Linked DNA regions of Homo sapiens: all the other regions are linked to region 2. The links are chromatin contacts, found by Hi-C or POLR2A ChIA-PET in ENCODE. All regions are on one chromosome and are shown on one strand. Each heading gives the region's core, a stretch centred on a gene start or an enhancer-like site at or near the end of the contact. The rest is flanking DNA. Distances are from core to core; before and after follow the strand shown.

Region 1 (2,700 bases), core at 118-2,617, 390 kb after region 2:
CCAGGTACTCGGGAGGCTGAGGCAGGAGAATCGCTTGAACCCAGGAGGTGGAGGTTGTGGTAAGCCCAGATCACGCCGGTGTACTCCAGCCTGGACAACAAGAGTGAAACTCTGTCTAAAAAACAAAAAAGTTATTTTCATCCCTCCCTTGTCACCAACATGACTGAGGCCATATGTAGTCACATCAACAATGGGCAGTTTCCTAGAGAAAATTTCTCTTTGTATTATCTATCCAATTAATAATTTTTATGAGAATCCTACCTAACAGTTGAAAAAAACTGAGCATCCTAAATGCGAGGATCTAATTTGGTAGGACAGATGAGAAGTTATAAGTAGAGGTTACATACTTTCCCCACATACACATAGAAGTTAGTGGCAGAACTGGTACTAGGACACAATTGCTTGAGTATCTAGGCCCAGTTTTATTCTACTACACAAAGTAATAAGGGCTATGTTTTTGTTTTTTTGCATTTTAAATTTGAGGTATAATTACGTAAAGTACACGAACATTAACGTGTAGACTTAATTTCGACAAATGTTTACACCAATATAATCAACGCTCCAATCAAAACACAGGATGTTTCCATCTCCCAGAGGGTGCTCCTGTGCCTCTTTCTAACTCAACCGCCTGCTCCCCATCCCCCACCACATCAGGCAATAACCACTCATCTGACATCTATCCCTTTTGATTCATTTTGGGTCCCCAGTTTTAAGAAATAAAAATTGAATTCAAACAACTTTGCCTGAAGCCCTTAAATCTTTACAGAATTTTCCTACCACTTTTGGACCATAGGTATAAAGATTTGTTTTGGATTCATCTGGATGGTGTTACAGCAAGTCAGTCTCAGCCCCAGTACAGACACGTTTAAGTTTAAAAGGATTCACATTTATAGGATGTGAAGGTCAACAATTCTTCAATATGGGGTATTAAAAAAACTACTCTTTCTGGAAAATAAATGTACTTTGTCTAAAATATCTGCCTCCTTGGCTGTTTCTGTATTCAACCATTCCTTCGGGATAGCCGCCTATGGGAAGAGCTGCTTGAGCTCTTGAAAGTAAGCACTTAGATACTAAGTATTTTTCCAGTTGGAAGCTGTCTCCTGGTTTCAATAGCTTTTCTGCTGCGGTGGGACTCATTTTAACAGCTCCTCTGGCTTTCCCAGACACCATCTCAGGAGGCAGTGGCAGTTGAAAAGATAACACTGTCCTAAGCCATTTAACTAGCCAGCAAGGGAAGTGGGTTTTAGGAGCTGGAAAATTTTGGCTAAGGCTTGCTCAGAACACTGTCTTAAATCCAAAAAGTCTTGCCAAGGTCCAGGTGGAGGCAGCTTTCCCCCAGCCACAGACACTACCAAATCAGACAGGGCTTGCATTTCTTCCGACCAGAGGCACTGGCAGCCAGGGTTGGTCATTATCTCCATAGCAGCCTTGTTTCCCCAGACAGTGAGCTCATGCTTGGCGCTGATCAACTCCATAAAACAAGGCGTTTAACCCTATGCAGAAATGACTACATGAAACCTATACAATTATTTAAATCAAGCCAAGTTTTGAAAATTATGAAGAAAATACAAATTATGCAACACAGTCATAACATTAGAACCCACTTATGGGCACAGAATAAACAGCAATGCTGAAAGTTTAAACTTCCCTGAAAGAGCCAAATTCCAGAAGACAGTAATTCTGCGGAATTCAGCTGCCTAAAGCAGCTTGTGAGGTTCCTCTTCCCTATGCAACATTGCCTCTACGTGTTTTCTGGTGTTAATGCAGTTTAAGATAGAGAAATCTTTTTCCACTAATTTTTATTTCATTTAAAAAATTTATTTAAAAAATATAATTAACATGGTTCAAAATTTTAAAAGGGTAAAACCAAACACAGCATATTCTCACTCATAGGTGGGAACTGAACAATGAGAACACATGGACACAGGAAGGGGAACATCACACTCTGGGGCCTGTTGTGGGGTGGGGGGAGGGGGGAGGGATAGCATTGGGAGATATACCTAATGCTAGATGACGAGTTAGTGGGTGCAGCGCACCAGCATGGCACATGTATACATATGTAACTAACCTGCACAATGTGCACATGTACCCTAAAACTTAAAGTATAATAATTAAAAAAAAAATTTTTTTTAAAAGGTATTCAGTAAAAAGTCTCCCTCCCACTCCTTGGACCCCAGCCATCCTTTTTCCTGTTCGATGACTGGTTTCTTGTAAGTCGATTCAGAGATACTTTAGTATATACAAGCTAAACAGTTACATATCTTTCATGCCTTTTTTTTTTTTGAAACGGAGTTTTGCTCTTGTTGCCCAGCCTGGAGTGCAATGGCCTGATCTTGGCTCACCACAACCTCCGCCTCTCGGGTTCAAGCGATTCTCCTGACAGCCTCCCGAGTAGCTGGGATTATAGGCATGCACCACTACGCCCGGCTAATTTTTAATTTTTAGTAGAGACGAGGTTTCTCCATGTTGGCCAGGCTGCTCCTGAACTCCCAACCTCAGGTGATCCGCCTGCCTCAGTCTCCCAAAGTGCTGGGATTACAGGCATGAGCCACTGCGCCCGGCCTCTTTCATGCTTTTTTAATATAAATGGCATGGTTGTAATGCTGTTCTGTGCTTTGCTTTCTTTGGATTCACTGTATTTAGAAACAGAACTTAGAAGATATATTTAAATCAAGCAAAATTATATGTTTATTTAATCTT
Region 2 (2,700 bases), core at 132-2,631:
TCCTGACCTCGTGATCCGCCTGTCTCGGCCCCCTAAAGTGCTGGGATTACAGGCGTGAGCCACCGCGCCAGTCCCTCTTTTTTTTTTTTTTTTTTTTAAGAGACAGGGTCTCACCACCACACCCAGCTAATTTTTGCATTTTTTTTTTGTAGAGAAGAGGGTCTCACTATGTTGCCCAGACTGGTCTCGAACTCCTGGGCTCAAGCGATCCGCCCGCCTCAGCCTCCCAAAGGTGCTGGGATTACAGGCGTGAGCCACCGTGCCCGGCCTCTTTTTACTTTTTCAGTAGGGCTACCAGAAAATTTAAAATCATCCATTTGGCTCGCCTTGTATTTCTTTTGTATTTCTTTGAAACAACGCTGGGTTAGGAACAGTAAGGCATAGCTATATGCAGTTTTCATATTGGCCACCAGGTGGCAGCCTTATACCGGGTGGTTTTCAGACTCTTGGGAGGCCGGTGGGTGGAGCGGGGGACAGACGCAGATTTCACCAGCAAGTGAAAAAGTCCCTTAGCCAGGTTTGTGCTTGCTATTCCATTTTTATATTACTTACGCCTCACATTTATTTGTATGTAGATGGTTGTTGACATAATAAAATACATGTAATTTCCTCTGTGTTTAAGAGCAGTTCTCCCTCACTGAGCTGGGAGTTTCCTTAAGAAACCTGGCTCTTAATTATATAGAGAGAGACTGGGCGCGGTGGCTCTAATTATATATAGAGACACCCAGCGCGGTGGCTCACACCTGTAATCCCAGCACTTTGGGAGGCCGAGGTGGGTGGATCGCCTGAGGTCAGGAGTTCGAGACCAGCTTGACCAACATGGTGAAATACATGTCTCCACTAAAAATACAAAAATTAGCTGGGCATGGTGGCATGCACCTGTAATCCCAGCAACTCAGGAGGCTGAGGCAGGAGAATTGCTTGAACCTGGGAGGAAGAGGTTGCAGTGAGCTGAGATTGCACCACTGCACTCCAGCCTGGGCAACAGAGTAAGACTCCATCTCAAAAAAAGAAAAAAAAATACACACACACACACACAGAGAAAGACAGGGTGACAGGGTCTTGCTCTGTCACCCATGCTGCAGTGCAGTGGTGTGATCATAGCTCACTGCAGCCTCGAACTCCTGGGCTCAAGTGATCCTCATGCCCCAGCCTCCTGAGCAGCACATTACAGGTGCCACCCGCTGCACCCAGCTACTTTTTCTTTTTTTTAAAGGAGTCTCACTATGTTGCCCAGGCTAGTCTCAAACTCCTGGCCTCAAACAATCCACCCGCCTCTGCTTTTTTTTTTTTTTTTGAGACAGTCTCACTCTGTTGCCCAGGCAAGAGTGCAGTGGCACCATCTTGGCTCATTGCAACCTCTTGCCTCCTGGGTTCAAGCAATTCTTGTGCCTCTGCCTCCTGCGTAGCTGGGATTACAGGCATGTGCCACCACGCCTGGCTAATTTTTGTATTTTTGGTAGAGATGGGGGTTTCACCATGTTGGCCAGGCTGGACTCGAACTCCTGACCTCAGATGATCCGCCTGCCTCTGCCTCCCAAAGTGCTGGGATTACAGGTGTGAGCCCCTGCGCCCGGCCGGCTTGATACTATTTTTAATAGTCGACTTTGGATCCCACTCCTGTGCCCAAGCTCTCTCTCATTTTGCTTTTCCCCTCTTCACACATCCATTCTCCAAGTTAATTTCTCTTCATGTCCTTATAATTAAATTCCATCTATAACCTTAATTCCAACCTATTAGACGCATCATCAGAACGGCTGACAGTGCACGGGCAGAGAAAGGTATTAGGAAAGCCAGTGAAGTAGAAAATGCAGGAGGGAGCCCATTCCATTCCTGCCAAGATGCCGGGTTAGTGTGGAATGTTGGCTGCCCCCCAGGACCAGCCATGATAGATTTTTTTTAGATGGAGTCTCACTCTGTCACCAGGCTGGAGTGCAGTGGCAAGATCTCGCCTCACTGCAACCTCTGCCTCCTGGGTTCAAGCGATTCTCCTGCCTCAGCCTCCTGAGTAGCTGGGACTACAGACACCCACTACCACACCTGGCTAATTTTTGTATTTTAATAGCAATGGGGTTTCACCATGTTGGCCAGGATGGTCTCAATTTCCTGACCTCATGATCTGCCCTCCTCGGCCCCCAAAAGTGCTAGGATTACAGGCGTAAGCCACCATTCCCAGCCCATGATGGATCTTTAGAGGGAAACATCAAGAGACAGGAAGACCTGGGAGAAGAAGCAAAGATCGGAACCTGTGGTTACGTGGGGAGGCTAGAGCTGTGGCCCAAGGCAGAAGGCTGTGAACTCGGCTGTGCAAGGAAAAAACAGGAAGTGAGCACCAGGGTTCTGCTCTGCTTCCGACCCAGCTCCAGGGCTTTGGGGCAATGGGTGCCTGCCCCTGGCCTGCAGGTGCCCTCAGGATAAAGTGGGTCATGCCGAGGCACTGTACAGGGGAGGAAATGAAAAAGACTTAGAACTATAAAGTGTGTATCAAATTGCAATAAAAAAGGCCAGGTGTGGTGGCTCACACCTGTAATCTCAGCACTTTAGGAAGCCGAGGTAGGTGGATCAGTTGAGGTCAGGAGTTTGAGACCAGCCTGGCCAACATGGTGAAACCCTGTTCTTACTAAAAATACAAAAATTAGCCAGGCATGGTGGTGGACACCTGTAATCCCAGCTATTTGGGAGGCTGAGGAGGGAGAATCA
Region 3 (2,700 bases), core at 9-2,508, 490 kb before region 2:
TGGTCTTAGCCTCAATTGCGGTGGAAGGTTCTGTGTGAACTCTGTCTCAGCTTTCATTTCAGCCACAGTTCCAGTGGCTAGCTCCTGCCTAACAAGCTCATACTCAACTTGTACTGATAGAATCCCACTACAAATGCATACCTCTATGTTCCTGCTTTTGTCCAAGGACTTTTGCCAAAGCCAGCATCTGCTTGGCTTGCATGGCTGGGAAGTCCCTAAGTGAGGGTGAATCGATGTCACTGAAGACAGTCCTCACCCATAGGAGTGGAAGCTGGTGATAAATGCTCCAGCCTCCTGTCCTATTGGACAATTCCGATACATTTTCTCTGTGCTTCTCAAGATGCCCTTACAGAATCTGTAGGAGAACCTCACATACTCAACCTTACACTGCTCCTCCAACTTCTCCCTTTCTAGACCTCCCTGGTTCTCGCTCTTTATTTCTGCAATCACCTCCCAAATAGACTGCCTGCATCCATGTGCTTGTTTTAGGTTTTGATTTTTGTTTGTTTGTTTGTTTTTTTGAGACAGAATTTTGTTCTTGCTGCCCAGGCTGGAGTGCAGTGGTGCGATCTCAGCTCACCACAACCTCCGCCTCCTGGGTTCAAGAGATTCTCCTGCCTCAGCCTCCCAAGTAGCTGGGATTACAGGCATCGGCCACCACGCCCGGCTAATTTTGTATTTTTAGTAGAGACGGGGTTTCTCCATGTTGGTCAGGCTGGTCTCAAACTCCCAACCTCAGGAGATCTGCCTGTCTCGGCCTCCCAAAGTGCTAGGATTACAGGCAAGAGCCACCACGCCTGTAATCCCATTTTTAGGGAACCTAAAAGAAGATATAACCCCACTGCTTTTGCCAGAACAAAAATTTTTTTCTTCTTTTAAATTTCTTCCTCTCCGCTATAGGTGTCTGAGATGGGACAGACACTTATGAGATGAGAGTCCTGGAATTTTCCAAATTTTACATTCATCTTGTGGCATTCTTTATAGATAACATTTATTCATTGGAGCCTGGTGTGGTCTTTGGGCAAAACACCTAACTGTAAAGAAAACTCCAGTTGAAATTTTGCAACCATTATGGCTTTTTTGAAAGTTAGAACTATTCATATACATATTTCCAACTTCCTCTCAAAAATGGCAGATGAGTCAAGAATGTAAGTCAACAGAACGGGTAAATTGGGAAAGGCTAGAATTTTGAAATCACAGATACCTGCTTCCAAAACAGTCCCCGCGAGGGCAGTAATAATGGAGTAGGGCTGCATGCTGCCACCAGAGGGCAGCAGAGGCCGGGAACAGGTGGAGAGGCAAGGCCCAGTTATTCTTACCGTCTGAGATCTGATGCAGACAAGACAAGCATTTATTGGGCTCTGTTACAAGTTGGTCATTGTGCTGGGCACAATAAAAAATCACACAAAGTTCAAAGGCAGAGATCAGAGGTCAGAGCCAACGGGGGAGTGGAACAGAGCAGAATTAAGAGGGCTGTTCTTCAGATCAACTAAGGAACTCCCAAAGACAGCATGTCTGGAAATACAAACACAATACCAGAAATAAATATGATGGCTATTTTTTGGTCTGTTCTTGACCATGGAAGCTGGGTCATCCCTGGAGAATCAGGCGAGGCAAATTTGTAGGGCCACTGAGGGTCAGTCAATCTGCAGATTTACTTTATGCTGATCAGAATTTAAATGGCCCTCTTGGCTGGGTGTTGTGGCTCATGCCTGTAATCCCAGCACTATGGGAGGCTGAGCTGGGGGGATTGCTTGAGGCCAGGAGTTCGAGATCAGTCTGAGTAACATAGAGAGACCCTGTCTCTACTTAGAAAAATTAAAAAATTAGCTGGGCACGATGGCACATGCCTGCGGTCCCAGCTGTTTGGGAGGCTGATGTAGGAGGATCTCTTGAGTCTGGGAGGTCAAGACTGCAGTAAGCTATGATCGCGCCACTGCACCCTAGCGTGGGCAACAGAGTGAGAACCTCTCTCTATAAATAAATCAATAGCTACCTCCCTGAGCAAACATAAAACTTTTTTGGTTTAGTGTCTCTCCCACTGCAGGAATAAACACAATCCCACGTCACAGGTCTAGGCTTTTCCCATCAGGCCAGATGTGTTGGCATTTTGATAATATCCTGTGCTTGCTCTAACATCTAATCTTTGACTCTTACACTTGATGGCAAAATCCTCCAGCTCCCCTAGATGCTCACTGAGGTGGGGGCTGCTCCGTGAGCACTAACTGCTTGGGGATTGCAGGCCTCGTGGCCTTCCTGTATTTTGCCCTGCTGTGAAAACGCAGGCAATATGGCCGGGTGCGGTGGCTCACTCCTGTAATCCCAGCACTTTGGGAGGCTGAGGTAGGAGGACTGCCTGAGCACAGGAGTTTGAGACCAGCCTGTGCAACATGGTGAAACTCCATCTCTACTAAAAATACAAAAATTATCAGGTGTGGTGGCGCGCACCTGTAGTCCCAGTTACTTGGGAGGCTGAGGTGGGAGAATGGCGTGAACCCGGGAGGCGGAGGTTGCAGTGAGCCGAGATCGCGCCACTGCACTCCAGCCTGGGCGACAGAGCGAGACTCCGTCTAAAAAAAAAAAAAGAAAGAAAATGCAGGCAATTACTTCTGCACTCTCAAGTCCCTGTGAGGTGGGACTTGCTCTCTCTCCAAAAGGCCTTGTGGATACTCCCAACCCCACTGGACAGTTACAGCGGTG

What was found. A loop is a pair of places that touch in the nucleus more often than their neighbours do. ChIA-PET counts read pairs that join two places held with the same protein, here RNA polymerase II (POLR2A). Pooled maps may share reads with other maps.
Region 1: a map of IMR-90 shows a loop between it and region 2 (14-fold over the local background). The contact joins two enhancer-like sites. A Hi-C loop is called at or near these places in 1 of 168 maps with a recorded cell type or tissue (IMR-90) and 4 of 50 pooled maps. POLR2A ChIA-PET finds 5 or more read pairs at or near these places in 1 of 52 experiments (activated T-cell).
Region 3: a loop to region 2 is called in a pooled map, with 15 times the contacts of the local background. The contact joins two enhancer-like sites. A Hi-C loop is called at or near these places in 1 of 168 maps with a recorded cell type or tissue (PC-9), 1 of 37 single-sample maps with no recorded cell type and 8 of 50 pooled maps. POLR2A ChIA-PET finds 5 or more read pairs at or near these places in 1 of 52 experiments (OCI-LY7).

Annotation. Positions count from the first base shown.
Region 1 is chr16:75,589,929-75,592,628 of GRCh38, forward strand. No RefSeq gene overlaps it. Among named protein-coding and RNA genes, the nearest start is that of GABARAPL2, 25 kb to the left of the region's middle. Within about 2 kb of position 1,368, at least 17 of the 41 ENCODE cell types and tissues checked have a DNase peak (open chromatin) inside an H3K27ac peak, as active enhancers do.
Region 2 is chr16:75,199,095-75,201,794 of GRCh38, forward strand. No RefSeq gene overlaps it. Among named protein-coding and RNA genes, the nearest start is that of CTRB2, 6.7 kb to the right of the region's middle. RefSeq lists enhancers at 257-551, 2,403-2,482. Within about 2 kb of position 1,382, at least 4 of the 41 ENCODE cell types and tissues checked have a DNase peak (open chromatin) inside an H3K27ac peak, as active enhancers do.
Region 3 is chr16:74,708,338-74,711,037 of GRCh38, forward strand. No RefSeq gene overlaps it. Among named protein-coding and RNA genes, the nearest start is that of MLKL, 8.8 kb to the left of the region's middle. Within about 2 kb of position 1,259, at least 3 of the 41 ENCODE cell types and tissues checked have a DNase peak (open chromatin) inside an H3K27ac peak, as active enhancers do.